Linked DNA regions of Homo sapiens: region 1 is linked to region 2. A link is a loop called in an ENCODE intact Hi-C map of the cell type or tissue named here. Cell type or tissue: OCI-LY7. All regions are shown on one strand.

Region 1 (8,000 bases), 570 kb before region 2:
CATTTTGCTCCTCGGTGTAACTCCTTCCCCCACATCTCCCTATCTTAATGCACAACATGCTTATTTTTGTCTTTAGCCTTTTCTGTTATAGAACCAAACTGGGGTCTGCTTGCCTGGTGCAATAAAACCAGATACTTACACCAAGGATTGCACCAATAGAAAGAAAGGCATTTGTTGCAGGACACTACGCAGGGAGGACCAGGCAGCTAAACACTCAAGTCCTGGCCTCCCTGATGTCTTGCAGGCAAGGGTATTAGCGGCAGAATGTATCAGAGTTACATGGCATGAAAATATGTTAGCAGCTGCGAATCTGTACAGGTCTGCAGCAACCTCAATTTTTGCCTCCTCAGAAGAAAGAATCTGACTGAGGGGCATAAAGCAGAGTAAGAGACCGAAGCAAATTTTAGAACAGGAGTAAAAGTTTATTAAAAAGCTTTACAGCAGGAACAAAATAAAGTAAAGCCAACTTGGAAGGGGGCCAAGCAGGCAACTTGAGAGATCAAGTGCGTGGTTTTGACCTTGACTTAGGGTTTTATATGTTGGCAGGGTTCCAGGGTCCCTTCTCCCCTGAATCTTCCCTTGGGGTGGGCTGTCTGCATGTACAGTGGCCTGCTAGTGCTTGGGAGGGGCTGCATGCACGGTATGTTTACTGGAGTAGTATGCATGCTGACTTGAGGCATTCTTCCCTTACCAGGGAGTGTTCCTATAAGGTTATAAACCAGTTAAATGCTGTCATTTCTCCCTTAGTGCCCATGCATGAGCCCACTTGCCCAACTCCTGAGATCTTAGTTTCAGGTTTTTCTATTTATTGGGAGACTGTTTTTCCCTGGCACAGGCTGTGACCAATGATTATTTTAGAGAGACAGCTTAACAACCGCCTATCACCTGATGGTTGCCTGACATTCCTGGTGGGGAAGGAGGCCCTTTCCTGCCCTGCTCGTGTCTGACTAACTATTGTAACATGGGTTTTTAAAGGCAGGGGTAAGGCAGTGTGCAGTGGCTCACACCTGTAATCCCAGCACTTTGAGAGGCTGAGGCAGGAAGATCACTTGAACCTAGGAGTTCAAGAACAGCCTGGGCAACAAAGTGAGACCCCAACTCTACAAGAAATAAAAAAATTAGCCAAATATGGTGGCATATGCCTGTACTCCCAGCCACTCAGAAGGCTGAGGTGAGAGGATCCCTTGAATCCAGGAGGTTGAGGCTGCACTGAGCCATGATTATGCCACTGCACTCCAGCCTGGACAACACGGCAAGACCCTGTCTCAAAAAACAGGAAACAAAAAAAGGCAGGGGTAAATTTCAGAAAAGCAGAAGCTACAAGGAACATTGGAAATCAGTGCATAGAGGTTCCACATTTTTTTTTGAGATGGAGTCTTGCTCGGTTGCCCAGGCTGGAGTGCAGCTGTGTGATCTTGGCTCACTGCAAGCTCTGCCTCCCAGGATCATGCCATTCTCCTGCCTCAGCCTCCCGAGTAGCTAGGACTATAGGCACCCACCACCACGCCTGGCTAATTTTTTTTTTTGTATTTTTTGTAGAGATGGGGTTTCACCGTGTTAGCCAGGATGGTCTTGATCTGACCTCATGATCCGCCCACATTGCTTCCCAAAGGGCTGGGATTACAGCTGTGAGCCACCGTGCCCGGCCTCCACATTGGTTTTGATCTAAAAGGGTGGGATATCTTGAATCAGGGACTTACAGGTTATAGGTAGATTCAAAGATTTTTCTGGCCAGGTGTGGGTCATGCTTGTAATCCCAGCACTTTGGGAGGCCAAGGAGAGAGGATCCCTTAAGGCCAAGAGTTTGAGACCAGCCTGCGAAACATAACAAGACTCTGTATCTACACACACAAAATTTTTTTTAATTAGAGGCTGAGGCAGGAGAATTGCTTGAGCCTGGGTGGTTAAGCTGCAGTGAGCTACGACTGCAACTGCATTCTGGCCTAAGTAACAGAGCAAAAGCCTGTCTCAAACAAAAACAAAAAAACCCCAAATTTGCAATTAGTTAAGGAAGAGAACCTTTGTTTAAAAATTTGGGGTCCAGTAGAAAAATGTTAACTGCCTAGAAGGTGTTACTTTCTCCAAGCTCCTCAGGAAGAAACTTAGAACAAAGGATGATGGTTATAAAGTTCAGTCATTTTCCTGTCCTCTGAGGTCTATGCCAGCAGATTCATTTGGTGGGGTTCCGAGTTTCTGAGAGACAACGCAGAGACATATGTTAAGAGGTTATCTTTAGTTTCTATGAGGAAAGCAAACCTATTCAGAACGCTTAACTTCCTTGGCTATTGTCTTAGGCTGCTATTACCTTGTTGCTTTTCAAGTTGCTACTTATTTCTCAGAGCCAGCTAGGTGCCTGGAATTTTCCTTGAAGAAACACAGGATTTTGCTTTATTTCCATGCTTAGGAGTCCCCAAGCCCCTAAAAAGGGGGTCTTTGCATCATCTCATTTCTACACAGTCAGCAAATACTTCTTATTTTGTTTACTCTTCTGTGGTTCAAACCTCTAAGAGGCTTCCATGATCACTGCCGCTCCAAGCACTCACACACATTATTCTTTAATTCTGTATTCCTGTAGACTCTTATTTGCTCCAATTCAGTTGTGTAACTGTCATGTATGCTGGCACTATGTGCCTGACCATCCCTATTTTCACTGGACATTGTGGGGGTTGTGACTGAGTAACTTTATATTGGATTTTCTCACAGAGTATCCAATAGATGACTGTCACATGGAAACAATGAATTTAGGATAAGAGATGTTAGTCCTAAGTCCTATGTTAAACCATTTATTCAACAAAGCAGATTCTTTTAGACTGCTTTATTTAATTCTCTGTTGCATTTCCCCTAGAGTCAGTCTAGAAACGATTTTACTATATACAAACATTATAGCCTCTGGCTGTAGGGAGATGATAAACAGGAGAAAAGTGTAGACATTTCTAGGTGCCAGTAAGAGAAAGCAGATAGAGGGGGTCATGAAAAAAAGGTCTTACTACAGTGATTTGAAAAGTGGAATTAAGCTTAGCCTTACCTGTAGGGCTGAGATTATGATTATGATTATGATTATTTGAGATAGAGTCTCACTGTGTCGCCCTGGCTGGAGTGCAGTGGCATGATCTCGGCTCACTGCAACCTCCGCCTCCCAGGTTCTCCTGCCTTAGCCTCCTAAGTAGCTGGGATTACAGGAGCACGCCACCACGCCAGGCTAGTTTTTTTTTTGTATTTTTAGTAGAGACAGGGTTTCACCATGTTGGTCAGGCTGGTCTCGAACTCCTGACCTCGTGATCCGCCCGCCTTGGCCTCCTAAAGTGCTGGGATTATAGGTGTGAGCCACTGCGCCTGACTGATTAGGATTATTAAATATAAAATGGGGGCTCTACATTAAGATTAGAATATGCTCTAATAACGAGGTCAAGGAGACAATAAGATTAACACAAGGATGGCTAGGATAAAGATTAGGATTATAATAGAATTAATGTTGCTGTTCTGTGCTGATGCCAGGATAAATGTTGAATCAAAATCATTTTATGTTGGAACTAGAAATAAAACTAAGATTTTCCTTTTTCTTATTTTATCGGCGTGTACTCAAAAGGGAATTTGGTATTGCTGCCCTTGCCAGGGAAAAGCTGGGAGACAGCGTATGTGGGATTGGAACCCCAGAACCTTTTATATATTCTCTTTGGAGAGTAAGATTCATTCATTCATTCATTCATTCACTTATACATTTATAAAACTGGGTGCCAATTTTATGCAAAATTCTGGTCCTTGCCTTCTGAGAGCCTGAAATCTAGTGGGTGAACTAAGCCAGAAACACACACACAATGAACTGTAACACAACTTTTTCCAAAAGTTTTATTGTTCTGTTGTTTCTTATGCTTTGAAGTATTTGAAAAACTCTTATTTTAAGGAAGTGAAACCCCTTCGGCTGGGGGATCATTTAGATATAGTTTTAGATTGAAATGATTTCCTCAAAGCTTGTTGAGAAGTTGAAGCTTTTCACCTGGGCCTGGGAGGCATTATTTTTACCAAAAGGCAAGGTTAAGAGCAAGGAGTCTGGAGCCAGTTTTCCTGGGTTCAAATCCTGTCTTGCACATTTGCAAGTGGTAACATAAATTCTGTGTTTTAGTTTTTACCTCTGAAAAAGGATAATAATATTATCTGCTTCATAGTGTTGTTATAAGGGTTAAATAAGTCAATATGTGTAAATTGCAGGGGGTTCCTGACTTTGACCATTTTTTGACTTTATAATAATGCAAAAGAGATACATTCAGTAGAAACCGTACTTTGAGTACCAATATAACCATTCTGTTTTTTCACTTTTAGTACAGTATTCAGTAAATTACATGAGATATTCAAAACTTTATTATAAAATAGACTTTGTATTGAGGATTTTGCTGAACTGTAGGCTAATGTAAGTGTTCTGAGTATGTTTAAGGTAGGCTAGGCTAAGCTATGATGTTTGGTAGGTTAGGTGTATGAAATGCATATTCAACTTACAATATTTTCAGTATATGATAGGTTTTTTGGGAGGTAACATCATTATAAGTCAAGGAGCATCTGTACTTTAAGTGTTACTTGGGTTAACATAACAATTACATAAATGCTTATAGTATCATAACCATATCTATGTCTTTGAGCAAAGTACAGTTCGGATGACCCTGGAGCAGAAGTCTGGGATGTCACATGCAATACCATATTTGGCCGGTAGATGACACCAAGGTCCACAATGTGCCAGCCTAAACATGAAGATATTTTTGTGTCTTTTTGGCTGCTCCTTTACCTGCGATTTGTGGGCATTGTAAGAGAAGAAATAGGACTGAAGAAGCTAAGTTTCCTTTGTAAGGCTCAAGCCTGAAATACTGGGATATTTGATTATGGTGTGAAAGCAACAGTGTGTATTTGAGAGTTGCCTGACTGAAAATTATGGGGCCTGGATTTTAGTTCTGATGCTGTGGACACTGTGTGTTCTTGGGTGAGTTTCCGAACTTAGCTGGGCTTCAGCTTCCCCTTCTCTTTTGCTGTTATTTGAGGAATAAAATAGAATGAGAATACAAAACAGACATATAGTGAAGTGGGAAAAACATGAGGGAGAAGCAAAGAAGATATGGTAGGAATTAGAATTGGAGGTGAAGGAATAGTGGGGATATGGCAAGGGAGGGGAATTAAAAATGGAAGTGATAAAGGTAGGAACATGACTATGGAGGCGAAGACTTAAAGTAGAAAAAAATATAAAATATACTTGATGCCTATAATTTTTCGCATAAAGATACCTCCCTTTACTACATTTCAGTCGCTGTCTCTTGCACACATACATGCACACACACAGACATGTGGCTTTCATCCATTCCCACAATGTAATGGGTGTGAAGAAGGCAGAGGGGCAGGGAACTCAAACTTTCTGATAAAAGCACATAGAATCTCCTCTCTTTTAAAGCACATTAAGCAGCTCTCCCTCAGCTTTGTGTGAGCCCCATTTCCTTCCCCAGCAATCTCCTGAATGCCCTGGTTACCTCCTTGTTCCTCAGGGTGTATATGAGAGGGTTAAGTGAAGGAGTGCCCACTGCATAGAAGAGACCAAAGAACTTGCCCCTCTCTTGGGCATAGGGATTTTTGGGCTGGAGGTAGACAGCAATGACTGAGCTGTAGAAGAGGGTGACCACAGTGAGATGGGAGGAGCAGGTCCCAAAAGCTTTCCTCCGCCCTTTTGCAGAGTTAATCCTCAGCACTGCCCAGGTAATGGCTCCGTAAGAGACAAGGATGAGGCTGAGAGGCACAACCAAGATGAAGACACTGGCAACAGCCACCTGGATCTCATTGTAGGAGGTGTCTTCACAGGAGAGTCGAATTAGAGCTGGGACCTCACAGACAAAATCATCCACCTGCCGATCGGGGCAGAAGGGCAGGTGCAGGGTGGATGGTGTCTGGACCACTGACTCCACTAGCCCAATGACCCAGGCCACAGATGCCAGCTGCCAGCACAGGCGGGGGTGGATGATGGTGGCATAGTGGAGGGGCTGGCAGACAGCCACGTAGCGATCAAAAGCCATCACTGTCAAGAGGATGCACTCAGTTGTCCCCAGGGACAGGAAGATGAAGATCTGGACAGAGCAGTCCAGGAAGCTGATGGTCTTCTTTGGGCCCCAGAGGTTGACCAGCATTTGGGGAACACAACTCGTGGTGAAACAGAGGTCCAAGAAGGAGAGGTTGGAGAGGAAAAAGTACATTGGAGAGTGGAGCTTGGGGTCCAGCGCAGACAGCAGGATGATGAGTGTGTTGCCCACTAGGGTTAGGAGGTAGGAAGTGAGGACAACCACGAAGAGAGTCCTTTCCAGCCCTGGGTGTTCAGAGAAGCCCAGAAGGAGGAAGCCCGGTGTGGAGCTTTGGTTAACCATGGCCTGTTCTTGTTTGTACCTGGAGGGATGAGGCTGTCACTCCAGTGTGATTCAACCTGTCTTATCAAAACTCAGCCTGGGTGTTTGTGAGGTCACAGCAGGTAGGTGTTTCTCTTCTGTCTCTGCTCGCCCAGCCTCCCTTTCCAAGGCTCATCACCATCCAGCAGCTCCTTCTCATTCCCTGTTCTTCCTGGTCAAACATTGTCTAGTGAGAGTGAGGAATCCATGAATGTACTGGACAGCAGATGGATACTCACACTGGTGCCTCTGACTTCCTGGGTGAGGGCAAAGGAGGCTGATTAAAATATGCACTAATTCATTAATTCATTCATTCAGGGGAAATTTATTGAGTGCCACTATGTTCTGAATGCTGTTCTAGAGTTGTCTCTTATCTATTGGATGATCTCGTAAGGTATATTGAATGAATTTTCTGATAAGTTGTCTCTGTAGGCTCAATTATTGCTCTATTGGTTGAATGAATTTTATAGAACTCTGTACATTCCATTTATTTTGTATTTTTTCATTTGCAAGTAAGCTTATCAGAGACAGTGTTTTATCTATGAGAGAGATTTTGTTTTGTTTTAAGATATCCCTACTTATAGAGAGATCAGGTTGGTTGCCCTGGCCTTTTTAGCAACCTAAGTTTCTGAACCAACTGACTTTCAGGGAGGGGTGGAAATTGGTCCACATGCTTCGTCCTTGCCATGAGTAGCTTACAAGTAGGAGGCAAGAGTGGCCACAAGCATGTTAAAATCACCAGGGTTCACAGGAACATTATCGAAAGACTCCAAGAATCACTCTCCCTAAATCTTGTAGTCTTTCAGACACCACCAAAAAGAGAGTCCAAAATTTAAAGGCCAGTAACACCAATGTACTGGGTGAATGAGAGTAAAGGTTCTGTAGGATGACTGACCAATTTGGTTGGGTATATCAGGGAAAGCTTCCTAGAGGAGGTGACTGGACTTTTTCCTTAAAATAGAGATGTATTGGGGCATAGAAGGTCAGTTGAGGGCTGGGGGTGGGAGACTGAAGCCACTCTGGCAGGTCAGAGACAAGGACTCAGGGTCTTACAGGACCTTAGGAAGGCCATGAGGGGAGGAGATGAGATGGTGGGCCACACCACAAACGTGCCATGGAGCTCAGAGGATGGCAGGAATGTCTTCCTCTTACAGGGTCCCCATCTTGTATTAAGCTCTATCACATCTCCCTTTTTGCCAGGACTCTCTGCCATTGTCTCTGTCTTCTTCCTGTTTTTCCCATTATTCTTTTCTCACTTAAAATATATTTTTAATTTTCAAAATATTGTTACATATTTAAACAACTAGGTTAAGGAACTGAGCAAATGTTTCAAGTATCTTAGAAGCTTCTGTGTGCCCCTCCCTGATCTCTCAATTTTCTCAATTTGTCACCCCTCAAGATGTCACCACCATTCTAATTTTTTTTTTTTTTTTTTTTTTTTAGAGTCACGTTTTATAGCCCAGGCTGGAGTGCAATGGCACGATCTCTGCTCACTGCAACTTCCACCTCCTGGGCTCAAGCTATTCTCCTGCCTCAGCCTCCCAAGTAGCGGGGATTACAGGCACTCAAGACCATGCCTAGCTAATTTTTGTATTT
Region 2 (8,000 bases):
GTCATTTACTAGGGCCAAGGAAAACCTGGACTGCAGACTCCATGTGATGTCAGAAAGAAGGCAAGACCAAGAGGGCGAAAAAAAAGTAGATGCTGTCATGCTTTCTGTACAGCCTGCAGAACCATGAGCTAAGTAAACCTCTTTTCTTTATAAATTACTCAGTCTCATGTGTTTCTGTATAGCAGTGTGAGAACAGACTAATATACATGACTTCCCCAAACAGACAAAGCAAGGAACCAATGACTTACCCTAGGCAAGACAGTGGTATGTGAGCTCTCTCACCAAGAATTCAAAATAGCAGTTTTAAAGAAACTCAGTGAACTCAAGGATAACACACAAAAGCAATTCAAAAATTTATCAGAGAAATTTAACAAAGAGATTAAAATAATTTTTTAAAATCAAACAAAAATCTTGGAACTGAGAAATATACTTGTCAAACTGAAAAATTTATTAGAGACTCTCGACAGCAGAATGGATCAGACAGTGGAAGGAATTAGTAAACTCAGACAGGCTATTTGAAAATACAGTTAGAGGAGAAAAAAGGGAAACGAATACAAAGGAATGAAGATCACCTAAATAATATAGAAAAGTACCTCAAAAGGACAAATCTAAGAATGATTGGTGCTCAAGAGGGAATTCAGAAAGAGCAAAAATTAGAAAGCTTATCCAAAGAAATAACTCAAAACTTTCCAAACTTAAGAAATATATAAGTATCTAGGTACAAGATTAGAGAACATGAAACAGATTCAACCCAAATAAGACCACCCCAAGACATACAATAATCAAATTCTCAAAGGTCAAGGACAAAGAGGATTACAAAAGTTGGCTGGGCACCATGGCTCATGCCTATAATCCCAGCACTTTGGGAGGCCAAGGCAGGTGGATCACCTGAGGTCAGGAGTTCGAGATCAGCCTGGCCAACATGGTGAAACCCTGTCTCCACTAAAAATACAGTAATTAGTGGGGCATGGTAGTGGGTGCCTGTAATCCTAGCTACTCAGGAGGCTGAGGCAGGAGAATCGCTTGAACCCGGGAGGCAGAGGTTGCAGTGAGCAGAGATAGCACCATTGCACTCCAGCCTGGGTGACAAGAGTAAAACTCAGTCTCAAAAAAAATAAAATAAAATAAAAAATAAAAGCAGCAAGAGAAAAGAAGTAAATAACATACAAAGAGCTCCAATTATTCTGGCAACAGACTCCTCAATGGAAACTATACAGGCCAGGTAGATGTGGGATGGCATTTTCAAAGTGCTAAAAGAAATAAAACCGCCATCCAAGATTAATGTACCAGAAAAGCTATTCTTCAAACATGAAGAAGACATAAAATCTTTCCTTGACAAACAAAAGCTGAGAATTCACTACCACCAGGCCTATCTTAAAATAAATGGCAAATGAAGTCCTTCAATCTAAGAGAAAAAGATGCTAACATGCATAAAGAAAATATTTGAGGAAAAAAACCACTGGTAACATTAAGTACAAGACATACCCAGGATACTCTAATACTCTAATTGTGGTGTGCAATCCATTTATAACTGTAGTATGAAATCTAAAAGACAAACCTATCAAAAACAATAATTGCTACAGTGACCTGCTAAGAGATAGACAATATAAAAATATGTAAACCGAGACAACAAAAAGTCAAGATGTAGGGGTATAGAGTTAAAGGGCAGGGTTTTGTGGGGGTTATTTAAGTTTTTTTGTTTGTTTCTAGTCTTTTCTTTGTGATCAAAGTTAAGTTGTCATCTTTGTAAAATATCAGCTGCGCGCCATGGCTCATGCCTGTAATCCCAGCACTTTGGGAGGCCAAGGCTAGCTAATCACTTGAGCTCAGGAGTTCAAAACCACTCTGGGCAACATGGCAAAACCTCATCTCTACAAAAAATACAAAACTTAGCTGGCTATGGTGGCATGTGTCTATGGTATCAGCTACTCAGGAGACTGAGGTAGGAGGATTGCCTGAGTTCAATAAGGTAGAGGCTGCAGTAAGCCAAGATCTCACCACTGCACTCCAGCCTGGGTGACAGAGACCCTGTATCAGAATAATAAGTAATAATAAAACAAAGTAGCTATAAGATATGTTTTGTAAGCCTCATGGTAACCCCAATGCAAAAATCTGTAATTAATACACTAAAAATAGAAGGCAGTGAATTAAAGCATTCTACCAGAGAAAATAACTTAACCACAAAGAAATACAGTAGCAAAAGAATAAAGGAAGAAAGACGTTACAAAACAACCAGAAAACAAGCAACAAAATGGCAGTCATAAGTCCTTACTTATCAATAATAACACTGAATATAAATGGACCAAATTCTCCAATTAAAAGATGTATAGAAGTTAAATGGGTAAAGAGACGAGACCCAACTATGTGGTGCTACAAGAACCCACCTTGCCTATAGGGACATACATAAGTTGAAAGTGAATTTATGGAAAAAGATATTCCATGCAAGTGGAAATCAAAGAGAACAGGATTAGGTATACTTATATCAGATAAAACAGACTACAAGTCAAGGAATGTAAAAAGTGACAAAAGGTCACTATATAATGATGAAGGGGTCAATTCATCAAGAGGATATTAAAAATTATAAATATCTGTGCACCCAACACCAGAGCATCCAAATATGTAAAACAAACATTAATAAATCTCAAGGGAGAGATAGGCTCCAATATAATAATAGTAGGGACTTCAACACCTCACTTTCAGTAACAGATTATCCAGGGAGAAAATCAATAAAGAAACATTGGAATTAAGCTACACACTAGACCAAGTAGGCCTGACATTTATAGAACATTTCACCCAGCTGCTACAGAGTACACATTCTTTTCACTTGCACATGGCACATTCTCCAGAACAGACCATATCTTAAGTCACAAAAGAAGTCTCAGCAAATTCAAAAAAGTAAAAATTATATCAAGTATCTTTTCTGATCACAATGGAATAAAACCAGAAATCAACAAGAGGAACCTTGGAAACTATACAAACACATGGAAATCAACATGCTCCTACAACCAATGGGTCAATGAATAAGCTAAGAAAATTTTAAAAATTTCATGAAACTAGTGAAAATAGATATACAACATACCGAAGCCTACAGAATACAGCATAACAATAACTTTATAGCAATAAACACCTACATCAAAAAAGGGAAAAGACTTCAAATAATCAACCTAAAAATGGATCTCAAGGAACTCAAAAAAGCAAGGATGAACCAAATCCAAAATTAGTAGAAAGAAATAAATATCAGAACAGACATAAATGAAATTGAAACTAAAACATAAATACATTTGATCAATGAAATGAAAAGTTGATTTTTTGAAGATAGACAAAATTAACAAACCTTTCCCTAGACTAAAAAAGAGAAACCCAAATAAATCAATCAGAAAGAAAAAAAAAGAGATATAACAGACCACAAAAATACAAAGAATCAGAGAATATGAACAACTATACACCAACAAATTGGAAAACATAGAAAAAATGGATAAATTATTAAACATATACAACGTACTAAGATTGAACCATGAATAGAAACCCTAACAAACCAATAATGAGTAATGAAATTGAAGCCTTAATAAAGTCTCTCATCAAAGAAAAGCCCAGGACATTATGGCCTCACTGCTGAATTCTAGCAAATATTTAGAGAACTGATACCAATTCTACTCAAACTCTTTTAAAAAAAATTGAAGAGGAGGGTATTCCTCTAAACTCATTCTACAAGGCCAGCATTGCCCTGATGTGAAAACCAGACAAGGATACAGCAAAATCTGTGTCAGAAATCAAATCAAAAACAAAACTACAGGCCAAAATCCCTGATGAACATAGATACAAAAATTCTCAAAATAACTAGCAACCCCAATTCAACAACCAAGAAGATCGCTCATGATGAGTGTGATTCATGAATACTGCATGTTCTCACTCCTATGTGGGAGCTAAAACAGAAGATCTCATGAAGCTAGGGAGTACAATGGTGGTTATCAGGGCCTGGAAAGAGGAGGGAAGACGTGGGATAAAGAGAGGTTGGTTAAACGGTATAAGTATACAATTAGGTAGAAGAAAGACAACCAGAGTTCAATAGATCAGTAGGGTGACTATAATCTATTAGACACTTCTGGCTGGGCGCGGTGGCTCACGCCTGTAATCCCAGCACTTTGGGAGGCAGAGGTGGCCGATCACGAGGTCAGGAGTTCAAGACCAGCCTGACCAACATGGTGAAACCCCGCCTCTACTAAAAATATAAAAATTGGCCCGGTGTGATGGCGTATGCCTGTAATCCCAGCTACTTGGGAGGCTGAGGCAGGAGAATCGCTTGAACCCAGGAGGCAGCGGTTGCAGTGAGTCGAGATCACGCCATTGCACTCCAGCCTGGGTGACAGTGCTAGACTCTGTCTCAAAATAATGTTAGACATTTCAAAATATCTAAAAGATTGCTTGATATATATTTAGATATAACTAGAAAAAAATTTGAACGTTCCAAGCAAAAAGGACATTTAAGTTTATACATATATATACACACACACACAAATTATCCTTATCTTTGACCTTTATACGTTATGTATCAAAATATTACATGTACCCTCAAAATACATACATTAAAAAAATGAGAAATAGAAAAATCAAAAAAAAAAGTTCCATGAATTCTGAACACAAATGTGGCCCCCCATTGCTTGTTATTTGTCTGTTCATCATCCCCCACTTGCAGTATTAAAATGTCAGTGTTTCCATTTAGGGATCCCCTTCTGCCTGAATAATCCCCAAATCTGATTCAAAAAATTAGTTCTTACCAGTTTGCACACTCAAGAAAGCACCTGAGCCCAAGTCCACTACGGCCATTTTGTCACTGCCACAAGGTGGCGCTATTGAAAAATGGTCCACATTACTAGCACTCACCGTCCCCATTGTAATGAGAACAAACTTCGGATCTCTGCACAAGCCACAGTGGTCCTTCTAAGGAGGTAGACAGACCTCTCACCCTGCACCCACTTCTTCATGGCAGTTGCATCTCAGTGAGCCTTGAGTTCGTTCATGAGTGGCTGATCTTTGTTTTCACGTCTTAAGTCTGAAAGCACCCATCTCCATCAGAGAGCCTGCCGCTCAGTAACTCCGGCCGAATTTGTTCGGGTGTGAGGTTTAAGGCCCTAATCGCTGTTCTCTCTTCCTCTTTGGGCAACCCCATCTCCGAAGCGTCAGTTTTTCTTTCACCTATCCGCAACATAAAGTGTTACTAATGACACTCCTCGCCCAGAAGACGGCGCTCCGGGCCTGCACACGCTGGTGCCTCCGGCGAGCCTGGACCCCAGGGCCACTTAGAGCCTTGGCGTTCGTTTTAGCTCTTAACGGCGACCAAGACGTCTTCCTCCTCTGCGACAGTGTGGGGAAGGGAGAACGAGAATAACCCACGTTTGGCCAGGAAAAGCTCCCCCTCTATGTAACTTGTAAGGAACCTCCCAGCAAGCAAGTGGCGTGTGCCCGGGTCTCCGTTCCCCGAGACGCGGGATCCCGGGCGGGAGGGCTAGTCTATCCCATTTGCCTCCACTCCTCTCGGAATACGTTGGAGTCTTCCTTTCTGGTGTCTCCGACTTCGCAGTAACTTAGAGGTGTCTCTGATGAGAATGCAGCCCTGGGTGTGGCTCTGACCACCTCAAGCACCATCCCGACCCTTCCTTGTACGTCTTCCCGCAACCTCCTGCGGAAAAGCAATGTGTCAGAAATTTGTGAGTTCTTGGCATGATTCTAGAATGAAGCTGCAGACCCTCAGGGTGTTAGTTCTAAAAAACGTGTCTGGAGTTTGTTCCTTCTGATAGTCAGACGTGTTTGGAGTTTGTTCCTTTTGGTGGGTTCGTCGACTAGCTAGCTTCAGAAGTGAAACCGCAGACCTCTACAATGAGTGTTACAGCTCTTAAGGCGGCATATCTGGAACTGTTTGTTTTTCCAGGTGGGTTCGTGGCCTCGCTGACCTCAAGAGTGAAACTACAGGCCCTCACAGTGTTACACCTCACAAAACAAAATGCAGATCCAAGCAGCTAATAGTAAAAAATAAAACCACCACAATGTGAAACAGGACAAAACAAATTACAATGGCCAACTCCGGTAACCTGCTTTTATTCCCTTATCTGGCCCCACCCACATCCTGCTGATTGGTCCATTTTACAGAGAGCCGATTGGTCCGTTTTGACAGGGTGCTGATTGGTGTGTTTACAATCCCTGAGCTAGACACAAAAGTTCTCGAAGTCCCCACTAGATTAGCTAGACACAGAGCACTGATTGGTGCATTTACAAACCTTGAGCTAGGCACAGAGTGCTGATTGGTGTATTTACAAACCTTGAGCTAGACACAGAGTGCTGACTGGTGTATTTACAATCCCTTAGATAGACATAAAGGTTCTCCAAGTCCCCACCAGATTAGCTAGACACAGAGTGCTGATTGGTTTGTTTACAAACCTTGAGCTAGACACAGAGTGCTGATTGCTGTATTTACAATCCCTTAGCTAGACATAAAGGTTCTCCAAGTCCCCACCAGTTTAGCTAGATACAGAGTGCTAATTGGTATATTTACAATCCCTTAGCTAGACATAAAGGTTCTCCAAGTCGCCACTAGACTCAGGAGTCCAGCTGGCTTCACCTGGTGGATCCTGCACCCGGGCCGCAGGCGGAGCTGCCCGCCAGTCCCGCGCGCCGTGCGCCCGCACTTCTCAGCCCTTGGGCGGTGGATGGGACGGGAAGCCGTGAAGCAGGGGGCGGCAATCGTCGGGGAGGCTCCGGCGGCGCAGGAGCCCACCGCGAATTCTCGGGCATGGCAGGTTGCAGGTCCCAAGCCCTGCCCCGCGAGGAGGCGGCTGAAGCACGCGAGCGCGGCGCGGGTGGGCCGGCAGCGGTAGGGGACCCAGCGCCCCCTCCGTAGCTGCTGGCCCGGGTGCTAAACCCCTCACTGCCCGGAGCGGTGGCGCCGGCCGGCCGCTCCGAGTGTGGGGCCCCCGGAACCCGCGCCCACCCGGAACTCGCACTGGCCCGCAAGAGAGTTCCCGCCTCTTCCTCCACACCTCCCCGCAAACAGGGAGCCGGCCTCGCCAGCCCAGAGAGGGGTTCCCACAGTGCAGCGGCAAGCTGAAGGGCTCCTCGAGCGCGGCCAGAGTGGGCGCCGAGGCCGAGGAGGCGCGGAGAGCGAGCGAGGCCTGGCACCACGCTGTCACCTCTCGGCAAGGCGAGATTCCGCGCGGAGGAAAGAGGCGCGCTGTCCGGGGACGGGAGGCTGGCGGCAACCGCTACAGGGTCGTAACAAAACAAGTCCCTAGGGGAACTGAGTGGAATTGCGTCCTTTAGCTCTCCAGAGCTCTCTAAGCTCCTTGAAGGGCCAGAGGCTGAGCCCACCTTGGGACATAATTAGTAAGCCTGACTCAGTGACATGGCCCTGCCAAAAGAAAATATTCCCTGAAGGAACAACCTTCTCTCGCATTCTGGTGCCTAAGGAGGTGCAGCTTGAATGTGAGACTGAATTAGGACAGAACTGAAGGCCCCTTGAGCCACACTGGTATTGAGAGGGTATAAGGGACTGCAGGAAAAAGGGATGTCAGAGAGAAAGAATCCCATTTACAAAAGCGTTACCATGTAGGCAGGGTTTAGCTTTGGGTAATGAATGACTCAGTTCTGTGGCTGGAAAAATACACAAAGAGGATTATTAGAAAAGTTTCTGATTATTTGGTTCATCAAAAGGACATTTCTGCCTACTTCCTAGTTATAGTATGAGTTTATGAAATTTGGGATCATAGAAGAAAGTAAAAATTCTATTAGAGAACAGACACAAGGGCTGACAGTTCTTTGTGACACCTCAGAAACTGTTATTCCAAAATCCTATTTGCAATCAGTTGGGTTACAGCCTCCTGAGATTCACCCTCCTGATTCTGGCCCTGAGCTAGGTTTGTCCAGAGATTAATAAGTTTGTGATCTTTCTGTCCTTCAGCCTTGGTTTAACTGGAATAATAAGTGAGATGAGGAAATGACTAATAGAGCTC

Evidence for each region. Hi-C counts contacts between places; a loop is a spot of excess contacts. Peaks named below come from ENCODE experiments on the same cell type or tissue, not always from the same donor. Only the 100,000 strongest peaks of a DNase experiment are listed, where the experiment ranks them.
Region 1: it touches region 2 in a loop (3-fold over the local background); 20 of 110 quality-filtered maps call a loop at or near these places.

Annotation. Positions count from the first base shown.
Region 1 is chr6:29,586,331-29,594,330 of GRCh38, reverse strand. It overlaps OR2H2 (olfactory receptor family 2 subfamily H member 2), which reads right to left. Exons shown (of 2, transcript NM_007160.4): 2 at 3,831-6,661. The coding sequence starts at 6,386. The coding sequence ends at 5,448. Among named protein-coding and RNA genes, the nearest start is that of OR2H2, 5.2 kb to the right of the region's middle. In OCI-LY7, CTCF peaks have their summits at 4,489 and 4,695 (motif pointing right); DNase peaks (open chromatin) are centred at 3,900 and 4,700.
Region 2 is chr6:29,014,139-29,022,138 of GRCh38, reverse strand. It overlaps LOC105375002 (a long non-coding RNA gene), which reads left to right. Exons shown (of 4, transcript XR_926667.3): 4 at 1-156. Among named protein-coding and RNA genes, the nearest start is that of ZNF311, 13 kb to the right of the region's middle. In OCI-LY7, CTCF peaks have their summits at 4,650 and 4,851 (motif pointing right); DNase peaks (open chromatin) are centred at 4,858, 5,228 and 5,838; H3K4me3 peaks cover 1,375 bases; H3K27ac peaks cover 901 bases.